2 separate regions of the Homo sapiens genome follow, and region 1 is linked to region 2. Evidence: chromatin contacts called from ENCODE Hi-C or POLR2A ChIA-PET data. All regions are on one chromosome and are shown on one strand. The core of a region is the stretch at or near the end of the contact, and the rest is flanking DNA. Distances in the headings are between cores, read along the strand shown.

Evidence for each region. Hi-C counts contacts between places; a loop is a spot of excess contacts on that map. ChIA-PET counts read pairs that join two places held with the same protein, here RNA polymerase II (POLR2A). Pooled maps may share reads with other maps.
Region 1: a loop to region 2 is called in a pooled map, with 2.3 times the contacts of the local background. The contact joins two enhancer-like sites. A Hi-C loop is called at or near these places in 2 of 50 pooled maps. POLR2A ChIA-PET finds 5 or more read pairs at or near these places in 5 of 52 experiments (BJ, HEK293, K562 and 2 more).

The regions. Positions count from the first base shown.
Region 1 is chr3:23,760,442-23,766,948 of GRCh38, forward strand. No RefSeq gene overlaps it. Among named protein-coding and RNA genes, the nearest start is that of UBE2E1, 42 kb to the right of the region's middle. RefSeq lists enhancers at 1-588, 589-1,225, 810-859, 960-1,079 and a silencer at 2,825-2,874. Within about 2 kb of position 2,695, at least 11 of the 41 ENCODE cell types and tissues checked have a DNase peak (open chromatin) inside an H3K27ac peak, as active enhancers do.
Region 2 is chr3:23,885,877-23,891,942 of GRCh38, forward strand. It overlaps UBE2E1 (ubiquitin conjugating enzyme E2 E1), which reads left to right. Exons shown (of 6, transcript NM_003341.5): 4 at 1,691-1,823; 5 at 3,236-3,383; 6 at 4,633-5,764. The coding sequence ends at 4,730. It overlaps NKIRAS1 (NFKB inhibitor interacting Ras like 1), which reads right to left. Exons shown (of 5, transcript NM_020345.4): 5 at 4,075-6,066. Among named protein-coding and RNA genes, the nearest start is that of NKIRAS1, 28 kb to the right of the region's middle. Within about 2 kb of position 3,640, at least 2 of the 41 ENCODE cell types and tissues checked have a DNase peak (open chromatin) inside an H3K27ac peak, as active enhancers do.

The DNA of each region.
Region 1 (6,507 bases), core at 1,445-3,944, 130 kb before region 2:
TTATTAACAGGTCTTTTTTATGTGTATGACTGGTTGTTTGGACCCCAAAATATTCCACTAGTGGCACCCAGTGGCACCCATAGGCATTGATTAACCCCACTCAGAGTCTCTAGGCCTTGGAAGACCAATTTGACTGTGAGTGGTAAGATAGAAGCAGACTAACTCACCCCAAAGAACATTTTACATGGTCCCCAAGCCCTCCCCCAGCAGCTCTGGCAGAGATGAACCTAGTCACTCTGCCCTCACTATTGCAGGCCAAAGTGGCGGGGGCCAGGCACAATGACCTAAAAGGAAATTTGGTTCTGATAGACTAACAGAGGAGATAGGATATGTGTGGGGTTCTGTGCTTGGCGCTAGAATTTGTGGTTGGCAAATGCAAAGAGGCTGTTAAGTGCCCGCATATAAGATGATGAAGAATACTTCTTCCCTGTAAGTCTATTCTCAGCACTGGCAGGGGCCCCCTGCAGCAGGAAACGTTGGGTTTACAGGGCAGGGTCCCTTCCTCTGCTGCAGATGCCCCTGTTTAATGGCCCTCCCTCTGCTCAGGCTGAGAGGGCCTGACCCTCACGGGACAGAAGTCAGCCACTGCTGAGCTTTGCATTTTCAGGTCTTTCAAATGCATTGTGTTTGTCCCCAGCCAGCTTCTGCAGGGGCCCAGGTTGGTGAGTGGGTGCTAATTTGCCTAACAGGCAAAAGGGGGTTTGTGTATCACCAATGTCTTTTGGGAGGGAAATTACAACCTGCTGAAGGGGGAGCTGGAGGTGATCAAATGTGACTAAATGCGGTAAAACCAGCAACTTCACAACTTCTTGTTGTGAATGCGGTAAAACCACCAACTAAATGCGGTAAAACCGACTAAATGCGGTAAAACCACCAACTTCACCAACTTCTTCTGAGGAGACCAGCTGGGGGAAGGGGGCTGGAGGTAGAATTATACTTGTTGGCACAAACAGTGGGAAACTGGGAGAAAAGAAAGACCCCCAAACCACAGGCCTCCTTCTAATCTGGACCTTGAGTAGGAAGGAAGGATTTTGGGAAGGGTCCCCTTATCCTACAAATGAGGAAGCTGATATCTAAAAAAGCCTCAGGACTACAGCAAGTATGCCCTCATAGTAAACACAGAGCTGCAATCAATCCCAGGCCTCCTGGGCCCCAGGTCTGGACTTTTCCATCCCAGTGCTCCCTCTATGGGTTAACATCACACACCCAAGTTTGAGCAAACATTTAGTTGTAAAATGGCTGATGTGCACGTTCTAATGAATAAGCCACAGTTTAAGCACGTCAGGCAAGAAAACTTGGGGTAAGGCATCTATTTTAGAATGGTTGGGGGTGGATGTGGAGGACATATGTTGGTTTTCCTGCCCACCAGTGCCACCACTTACAGTGTTCAGGTGTCTGTCACACAGCACAATGTTGTCCTGCCAAGGAGTCAATTGAGTCAATATCCACCTTTAGTTCTGCTCACTCAACTATCTGTCCTAGGTGTGGGTTTTCTTCTGCCCAGAGGAAGGCAGGTCAAAGGTGCCATCTGCTCCCCAAGAAGTGGGGGCATAGGTCTGCATCAGCCTGGAGGGGGTGCCTGTTTCCAACTCACAAGGGTCCCACATAGGCTAGCTATGGCATCTTGCATCCATCCCTTCTTCTTTTGAAGCTGAAACACAATTTTCTTTCGTGGAGTCAGGCCCTACCCAATCTCAGTCCTGTGGTTTGATGGAGCAGACCCCACTCTCATCTTCAGGAATGGACCACTGACCCAAGCCTGTAGCCATTTTAAGGATGGGCACCTGACTTAGTGAGAATAACTACAGAATTATTGCTGGAACTGTTGATACCAAGCCAATCCTTTTCTTGGAGTTGCTAATCTCGGGAGAGGTGGAGGGAGCAGAAAAGAAGATAGCATTGCAAGAAGCCTCGGAATCAGTTGAGTCTGACCAGATTCGTCTTCTTATGGTTAGTTATACGAACCAATTCTCTGTTTTACTCAGGCTGGGTTAGGTTGACTCTCCCTGGCAACCAAGAGAATTCTCACCAATACAATGAGAAAGCGGAAGTTTCACCTTAAATGAAAGCTCCTCTAGCATCCTCTAGCAGATTTGTCAAGAGATCGTTCCAAATCTGAACCCATCCTAAAAAGGCATCCCTGTCCCCCCGGGCTTGTTGGAAAGACAGGATTGTGAAGGGCCTGTCCCACAGGCATGTAAATTACGTTGAGGTTTATTTGCCTACACTTGCAATATCTATTCTTTCACTTCTGGTGGTTCTAGAAGATGCTGGAGCACTTATCCCTCAGGTCACTAACAACACTGTCAAGAAAAGACCCACATTTTAAATTCCATTTAGTCCATTTCTGCAGAGCTGGGTAACCAAATGAGACAGCCATGGAAAATATATGACTTCCATTATTATGACGTGGAAAACAGAGCTGTCTAATTGCTTTTGTCCACTGGTGTATAAAGATTGAGACCAGATGTGTTTAAAAAAAAAAAAAGGAAAAGAAAGAAAGAAAAAAAAGGGCTTGAGTTGGCCGTTGCTTTGAACAAAGCAGTCTGATTTCCTCTCTTTCTCTCTCTCTCTCTCTCTGGGAAAGACGACATGAAAGTGTTTTAACTGCTTGTAATTTTTCATAGCCTCGTTGATTTTGCTTTTCACAGAAGATGAAATTGTGAAATTGGCCTTGAAAACTTTATTTTCGCTTTCCTCAATTCAAAGGGACAATTGTGGAAGGAAAGAACTGAGCTGCTTGCCAGACCCAGCGCACTCCTTTTTCTCTGGACAGCTGCTGCTTTGCAGAGGGTCGTGGGAGGAGGTGAGTCCTAACGCAGATCAGACCCTCCTTCCCTCAGCCAGCCGCTGGGGAGTAGAGTCTTCGCATGTAAATCCACAGGAATGGATGAGATGATGATCGGCTTTAAATAGAACCACCCAGGGCCCAGCTTCTGTGTTTCATTTTCCAGAAGAGCCCCTAAATCTGCTTCAACATTTTTTTAACCTCTCCAGTTATTTTTAGCACACGCAGCCAACAGAGCTCAGCAGGCCCGTGGAGGCGCTAACATGTCCCCCAGTTCATCTCCTTCTGCAAAGGTGCATTTGAAGCATGAAAAATAAAAAATAAAAAATACGTGCGGACCCAAAGAGGTGATGATTTAGAAGCCAGGTTACATGGCCCTGCTGCTCTGTATCAAGCGAGTGCTGCCCACTGGAAATACAATTCTTTTAAAGATTATATCATTATTTTCAAAATTAATTTTTGAGGCCGGGCGCGGTGGCTCACGCCTGTAATCCCAGCACTTTGGGGGACCGAGGCGGGCGGATCACGAGGTCAGGAGATGGAGACCATCCTGGCTAACACGGTGAAACCCCGTCTCTACTAAAAACACAAAAATTAGCCGGGCATGGTGGCAGGCGCCTGTAGTCCCAGCTACTGGGGAGGCTGAGGCAGGAGATTGGCATGAACCCGGGAGGCGGAGCTTGCAGTGAGCCGAGATCGCGCACTGCACTCCAGCCTGGGCGACAGAGCGAGACTCCATCAAAATAATAATAATAATAATAATAATTATTATTATTATTATTATTATTATTGTCTGAAGACTAATAAGAGTATGCATGGTAGATTGGGAAAAGAGGAGGCTCCCACAGCAGCAATTTCCTGAGGGTCGCAGTAACCATGGATCACGGTGTTGAGCCAAACCTGGGAAATGGGAAGGAACGGAAGCAGGATTCCTCCAGAAAACCTCATAGGGCTTCTGCAGCCCCGCTCCCAGTGGCCAGCAGAGTCACTTTCTCATTTACTGGAGAAGTTGGTAATTTACTGCTCCCTATGCAGGGGTTTCCCTCCCATTCCAGGGTCTGAAGCTATGTAGTTGCATCTCAGAATATTTACAGGGATCTCATAGTTCCACAGGGGTCTTTGCTATTCTCTGCTAGAGCCCCCCATAGTTCATCTCTAATTGGGGCAAAATAAATACTTTTAATTAATTTCCCTCACATTTTTATAGGCAACAAATCCTCAGTGATACCATAGAGAAGAAAAGATTGTGCAAAAGAATGTAAGATGCTAAATGCTTCTGCTGGAATGGGTAAGTTTCCCCAGCACTTACTCCACACATCCATTTCCCTGTACTTATGTGTATTATCATTCCAAATCAGGGCTCCACAAAATCCAGGCCTCCCTTTTCTCCCAGTGCCCTTGGCTTTCAATTAATTCTGACATGATTTCCATAGGGAGTGATTAATGTGTAGCATGAATGGGAACAGCCATTACAGAGCAATTGCAGTGGAGAAGACTGGGCTCATTGGTGCTGTACTTAGGAGCCAGGTGACCTTGGGCAAGTAATTTAGCCTCTATTAGCCCCGACTTCCTCCTCCATGGAATGGACTCCTTTGCAGCATTGTTATAAGGATTAAAGGAGAAGGCCAGGCGCAGTGGCTTACGCCAGTAATCCCAGCACTTCGGGAGGCCAAGGCGGGCGATCACCTGAGGTCAGGAGTTCCAGACCAGCCTAACCAACGTGGCAAAACCCCATCTCTACTTAAAAAAAAAAAAAGCAAGACAATTAGCCAGGCATGGTGGTGCCAGCCTGTAATCCCAGCTACTCGGGAGGCCGAGGCAGGAGAAACATTTGAACTCAGGAGGTAGAGGTTGCAGTGAGCTGAGATCATCCCACCGCACTCCAGCCTAGGCGAAAGAGCAAGACTCCATCTAGAAAAAAAAAAATTAAACGAGAAAATGAAAGTGGTGCTCAACGAATAGGACTGCTACTATGATTAAATCATTGCCAGAGCCTCCTTAGAACATGACCCCAGGATTCATGCTGTATGTCCCCTTAAAAGTGTGACTACCTTACAGGGAGTTTGGCACTTTGATAAATGGAACACAGGCTCGGGTACAATGTGAAACCCAGGATTCCATTGCATTCTCCTCCAAGGGCCTGTGCAAGAGAGGTCTGCTCAAATATGCTCCTTCTAAGGGAGGCTGTTGCTCCACCAGCTCGCTAGAGACACTGAACGAACAGGGCTTGGAGGACAGGTTTTGAATCTTGTGGCGCTACCCACCCTTCCCACCTTTCCAAGACACCAACATATCAGATCAGGGAGAGACGCCTAACCTAATACCAGCACTTTCTCAGGCAGGCCAGCAACCTTTGAATACTTGGGAATTTGAATTGTGAAACCTGGAAAGACGTCCCCATAACAGTGGGGTCCAAAGCTGAGGGTCATGAAGTTGGGAGTAAAGAGAAATCCTGGGAAGCAAGAACAGCTAGAGGAAGAATGATAGAGCAGGCCTGTTCTCCAGTTCTCCCTTCTGTCTACCTATCTTTTTAGCACAAATCGCCTTTCTCCCGGGGCAGAGGAAATAAGGAGCGCTCCATGCCTCATGGAGTGAGCTGAATTATGGCCCCAAAAAGACATGTCCACATCTTAACCCCTGAAACCTGTCAATGTGACCTTATTTGGAAAAAGCATTTTTACAAATGTAATTAAGTTAAGGCTCTTGAAATGAGATCATCTTGGATTATCTGGGTGGGCCCTAAATCCAATCGCAAGTGTTCTCAGAGAGACAGAAAAGGAGAAAACATGGAGAGACACAGGAAAGAAGGCAGATGAAAGATGAACACTGCGTTTGGCATAAAGCAGAGAATCAGTAAAGCTTTAGCTTTCTTTTTCTTCTTCTTTCTTCTATTTTTTGAAACAGAGTCTTGCTGTGTCACCCAGGCTAGTGTTCAGTGGCGCAATCTTGGCTCACTGCAAGCTCCACCTCCCGGGTTCACGCCATTCTCCTGCCTCAGCCTCCCAAGTAGCTGGGACTACAGGTGCCCGCCACCATGCCAGGCTAATTTTTTGTACTTTTTAGTAGAGACGGGGTTTTACCGTGTTAGCCAGGATGGTCTCAATCTCCTGACCTCGTGATCTGCCCGCCTCGGCCTCCCAAAGTGCTGGGATTACAGGTGTGAGCCACTGCGCCTGGCCCTTTTTCTTCTTCTTTTTGAGACAGTCTCACTCTGTTGCTCAGGCTAGAGCGCAGTAGCACAATCACTGCTCACTGCAGCCTCTATCTCCAGGCTCAAGCAATCCTCCTACCTCAGCCTCCCAAGTAGCTGGGACTACAGGTGTGCAGCACCACTCCTGGCTAATTTTTTTTTTTTTTTTTTTTTAAGTAGAGAGGGGATCTCATCATGTTGCCCAGGCTGGTCTCGAACTCCTGGGCTGAAGCTATTCTCCTGCCTTGGCCCCTCAAAGTGCTGAAATTGTAGGCATCCCACAGGCCAAAGCTTTGTCTGAGATGAGAGAAAGCCTGATCCTGAGCCTGGCAGTCCTCCAGAAACAGTGCATCTCAGAGATCCTTGAACTAACATCCAGTCATGCAAAACGATATCTTATAGTCTCTCGTCTCTCCAGGAGGTAGATTTCCCCCTTTGTCCTTTGTCTTCCTTTCTTTTTCTTTCTTTTTTTTTTTCCGAGATGGAGTCTTGCTCTGTTGCCCAGGCTGGAGTACAATGGCGCTATCTC
Region 2 (6,066 bases), core at 2,390-4,889:
AAACAAAACAAACAAAAAAACTCTCTCTGTATCTAAAACAAACTTTTTGGTGGCTTACACTTATAATCCCAGCACTCTGGGAGGCTGAGGTAGGAGGATTGCTTGAGCCCAGGAGTTCAAGACCAGCCTGGGCAACATAGAGAGACCCCCATCTACACAAATTAAATAGAAAACATTAGCCAGGTATGGTGGTGCATGCCTGTAGTCTCGGCTACTCAGGTGGCTAAGGTGGGAGGATCACTTGAGCCTAGAAGTCAAGGCTACAGTGACCCGAGATCATGCCACTCACTGCATTCCAGCCTGGGTAGCAGATCAAGACTCTGTTTCAAAAATAAAAAATAAAACAAGTTTTTAATAGTTTTTGGTAATACCCATCACAAAGAGATATTAAAGAATTAATAATAATGGTGATCACTGCCGTTTAATGAGAGATACCCATGGGTGTGTTGCTCTACAGTTTCCTTCTTTCTCTCACTTAATTCTGAAAACATTCCTGTGAGGTGGACAGTGTCCGAGCTCTTTCTGCCTCTTGGCCAGTTTGGGCCCTGTTCTTCCCATTACCCGCTATTCGGTTGCCCATATTTTCTCCCTCCTTTTTTGCCATGTCATGTTTTCTTCCCCAACTTGTATTCTCCTCTGCTTTTCCTTTGTAATAAGCTCATTCCCCTAACCTGTTGCATCTCTCACACCAAATTTCAGACCAAAAGAAAAACCTGTGATGGGTTTGGGGAAAGTATAGGCCCATGGGTAGGCTTTTTATTCCCTCCCTCTTCATCTCTTCTGTCTCTTAAATGAAGGCATCAGACTTTGTAACCAGTTAGCAGAGGGCATCTTGAAGGAGTTTGTCTTGTTCAGCATCAAAACCCCTGACATTTAACCCTCTGCCTAGTACATGGGCATTCAGTAAGTGAGTGAATAAATCCAATTCACATCGTACATTTATTTAAAAGAGTAGTTTTGCTGGGTGCGGTGGCACTCTAGAAGCCAACACAATGCTTTAGAATGGTATTGTGGCCAAATTATGGTGTACCCAAGTGTATGTAACAGTGATTTATGATAACAGCTAACAGGGTTGGAGGAATGTCTCAAGTATTAGTATTTAGAGAACCCAATTATAGAATACACATTGAAATGAAAATTGAATAACCTGTAACTGGATACTTACCATTCTCCTCCCACCTAACATGGACATACTTTTTACATTATAAACCATCTATTAGATTCTTTTAAAGGTGAGATTATGGAGATAGAAGAGCAAGGAAGAGCCAGTTAGTGGGTCAGAAAATGAAACTTCTGTGCTTAAAATGGTCATAAGTGATGTAGCTGTGAGCAAAAACTGCTCGCATTTGTCACTAATTTCGCTTCTAGGTGCTGAGATGTGTTTCCCATTTTAAGTATTGTTTACACTTTCCTACGTGTCCAGGAGAGTTTTGAGAATTGAGGAAAGTTTCCTGCTTATTCGTAGCTAGGTAGGCTTAGAATGGTTTTAACATTCTTTTATCATCCAGTTTGCTTGACCAATGGCTATGGGTTTGTTGCAGTTCTGCATCCGTTTCTGTACTTGTTTTGTAAAGAGAATCCACACAGTAAACAAAAGAGAGGAGAGAGGTAATCTTTCCATCTCTTTTAATACACTGTAAAAATTGGGATAGTGCCACCATCTGCTTATTTGTTGACGTATTATTCACAGTGCTGGTCCCAAAGGCGATAACATCTATGAATGGAGATCAACCATTCTAGGGCCTCCAGGATCCGTGTATGAGGGTGGTGTATTCTTTCTCGATATCACTTTTACACCAGAATATCCCTTCAAGCCTCCAAAGGTAAGAAATCTCCCTGTATGCTCAAATTTACTAATTCCCACAAGAGAGCAACTGTTGAGGTTTTTCTAAATTTAATTTTTAATCACAGAAACTAGATTTATCTTATGTCCTAATAGATCTGAGTATTTTAACATATACAAAACACTTCTTTAGGTTGATTTTGCCTTATCTGGCAGAGACCATTCTAGGATTAAGTGCTTTGTTTTGATGGTGCTTAAAATTGTGCTATTTATAGTAATATTGTCAGCAACCTAGAATTAATCCCCTGTTTTCCAGCCCATAGAGAAATGTTTTTGAACCTTTCTCGAGGTTAAAAATGGTGTCAAGCCAGGTGCAGTGGTGTGCACCTGTAGTCCAGCTACTTGGGAGGATTGTTTGAGCCCAAGAGTTTGAGTCCAGTCTGGGCAACAAAGCAAGACCCCAAAAAAAGGCAGGGCAGGTCAGGGGGCCAAACAACTAGAGAATCAGAATCTCTTCCCAAAGCTTTGGATTCTGTTGTGCTCCCTGTCATGTTTTGGTCTTGTTCCTTTACCTCCAGGCCTCAGTTTTCTTTCTAGGACAGGTGAGGATTGCCCAAGTCACCCATCTCCTGTACTCAATCTATGATTCTCATTCAGTCAGAAAGAAAACCCCGTCTTGGGGATTAGGTAGACTGCCAGATAAAAGTACAACTGCAGCAACAAGAAGTAATCGAAAGTCACTTTTTTAAAAAATTGGTAAAATTACAGGTAATTTTTACTTTGTGTTTTGGTATATTTCACAAATAAAAATTAAGAGACCCAAATAACACCAGCTTATGTGACTTGTGTTCTGCTGTGGTCCTTGCCCATTACTGGCTCTGCATCCATGGACACTCGATTATATAATAGTAAATTCTGTGATGTAGGTAGACAGGATGTCTATAGGACCTGATGTAACGGTCAGAAAAAAGCAGAAATAGACTTCTCTTCAAATTTTGTTCAGCCTTTTGGGTGTAGTCATTGTTTGCTAAGTATGTTGTTTAATTATCTTTATGTACCCATTATGTTGCACTTCAGTTTTTAAGAGGTATTTATGATTCTCAGTATTTTAAAGCTTACTTTGAGGCAGTGTAGTACTACCAGCTAACACAAGAGGTCAGCAAACAATTAGCTATTCAAACTTGGAAATGTTAATATTTAAAAGATTTAAAATTGCTAAAGATGAAATTAGGAAGTACTGAACTTACCGTCAGTGGACATAACATTTTAAATGAAATTGACACAGTCCCTGAGATGGTATCAATGAACACTTTCTAATCAAATTTATTGTCTATCTTCTTGACAGCTTTAATTAAAACTGCTTTTAGTCACCTTCTTAAGGGTCATTCAGTTGAATATTTAGTAACAAGTTTGTTTGCTGTTTAAATATTGTCTGTCACTTGTTTTTTTTAGGTTACATTTCGGACAAGAATCTATCATTGTAATATTAACAGTCAAGGTGTTATTTGCTTGGACATATTGAAAGATAATTGGAGTCCAGCACTAACCATTTCTAAAGTCCTCCTTTCTATCTGCTCACTTCTTACAGACTGTAATCCTGGTAAGGTTCATAATTCTTTACCTTGTTTTATTCTTCCTTACCTGAAAAATACTTGTTTCCAAAAGCTTTCAAAGGACAAAACTAATTTTTCTGCACAAGTTTGTGAATACAAAAACTAATCGGCTTTTCAAAAGAAAGTTTTAATCAAGTTCAGTCTACTAGTTGAGACACACAACTTCATTAATCAGTATATTCTAGCAACAAGGTATTTTAAACTGAAGACTGACGTAAGTTTGCCTTGGGCTTTTAGTTTCAATTATTCTTCCTCCTTTTTTTTTCCTGTTGCTTAATTTCCCATAGAGTTCTTATAAAACAAATCAGACACTTCTAAATGTCGAGTCATCTGCCTGGCAAGCCTCACCTGTGCCTCTGGGGTTCAGTGAGCATGTGTCCCATAGCTGGTCACTGAGATGGCACTCAATTTTGAAAATGGTAGTTGTTAAATACTTAGTGACTATTGAATTGTGACTTTTTTGGGACTTCATTTCATTTAAAAAATATTTTTCTGTAGTCACAGCTACTAGGGTGGCTGAGGTGTCAGGATTGTTTGAACCCAGAAGGTCAAAGCTGCAGTGAGCCATGAGCATGTCACTGCACTGCATTCCAGCCTGGGTGGCAAAGCGAGACCCTGTCTCAAAAAATATATATATATACACATATGTATATATATACACACACACAGACAAATATATTTTCTAGGTAAACCAAATATAAATTTATTAAAGATCCTAAGATTCAGAGAAATACTATACTTAATTGGAGGTCCAGGTTTTGCCTGGCAACCTGGCTCTTTAACCAGCGTAAAGGTTAATAGTGTTGCACTGCAACAGCCCCGAAGACTTCACAGTATTCACAATGCCGTTAACTGGTGACATTGAGCTAAGGGTCACATGAACACAGCTGGATGTTCATTGCAGTCTGAAGCCTTGACCGTTCCAGTCTCTACTGAACTCAGCCTAACACATAAGAGTAAAGAAACTCCAATTGAGTGTTGTTTGTTGGGAGAAAAATGGAATGAACTAAGATAAAGACAGACCAGTACACTAAAGCCTAAGCATTCCCTCTTCCCCCAACGTTATGTTTTTTTGAAATTTTGATGGAAAAATATCCAGCATGGTGGAGTGGTGTTTCGAAGATGGGTTTGATCACACATACTTTGTCGTACGTATCTACCCAAGCTGTCACTATTCGCTAAAGTTTAAAATGTTCTTTTCCTTTCTCCAAAGTAATCTACATTCTTTTCTTCCAGCCGACCCCTTGGTGGGAAGTATTGCCACTCAGTATATGACCAACAGAGCAGAACATGACAGAATGGCCAGACAGTGGACCAAGAGATACGCTACATAAATTGGGGTTTCACAATTCTTACATTATTTGTCTGTCACAGAAGAGAGCTGCTTATGATTTTGAAGGGGTCAGGGAGGGTGGGAGTTGGTAAAGAGTAGGGTATTTCTATAACAGATATTATTCAGTCTTATTTCCTAAGATTTTGTTGTAACTTAAGGTATCTTGCTACAGTAGACAGAATTGGTAATAGCAACTTTTAAAATTGTCATTAGTTCTGCAATATTAGCTGAAATGTAGTACAGAAAAGAATGTACATTTAGACATTTGGGTTCAGTTGCTTGTAGTCTGTAAATTTAAAACAGCTTAATTTGGTACAGGTTACACATATGGCCATTTATGTAAAGTCCCTCTAAGACTACATACTTTTTGTTTAAAACAAAATTGGAATTTGTTTTCCCTTCTTGGAAGGGAACATTGATATTTAACAGAGTTTTTAGAGATTGTCATCTCATATATATAAAATGGACACGTGGCTATAAAACACCATATAAGAGATGAGTAGTGCGTTTTATTTTATATGCCAATCTACTTTGTTTAAAAAAGGTCTGAATCAGGACTTGTGAAAACCTGTAGTGAAATACCTTAAGCTGTTAACTAACTGTAAGGCGTGGAATAGGAGTTGCTCAGTGGATTGGTTCTATGTTGTGGACTACTTAAGTCTGCATTTGTTACTGTGCTAATAAACAATATTAAAAACCACCTAATAAACACTGCTGTGTTCATTTACTTTTCTTTTGCCTTTTGGTTGCCATTCGCAGATTCTTCTGAAATCGATAGGTATCTGCTTCTAAAACAAGCTAAAAATAATGCATATTTAGTAGGTATTAGTTAGTTACCTATATTAGGATCTGTACTTTACACAGCTGTAGATGAGGTATCCTAGAAAAGGTTAAATAATCTACCCCATTTAGGCTTCAAAGACGAACCCTACTGCATCTTTTTAAAAGCATTTTCTGACTTGCAGATGCTGTAGTAGCAAGTACATGAGAAATGGGTTCCGTCATGGATAAATTGGTACCCTGCCTTAGGGGGCATTTTGGCAGTACATGTCCTGACCCAGCAGTTCTGTTTCTGTATGTCTCTTTCAGAGAAACTTATCTGGATACACATACATTCATTACAGAATTTAAAAAGAATTGGTAACTGTTTGTACTAATATAGACTAAGTTGCATTAGTAGGAAACAAAGCAAACTGGAAGGTACTTATTTAAAAATCATTATGAAAGCATTTGTCCATCTATGTAACATGCATGGGTGGGAAGCTAGATTAATATTCAATAACCGGGGGAAAAGGGTAAGGGGGTGAGTTAGTGTCTGGTAATTTTTTTTTACCAAA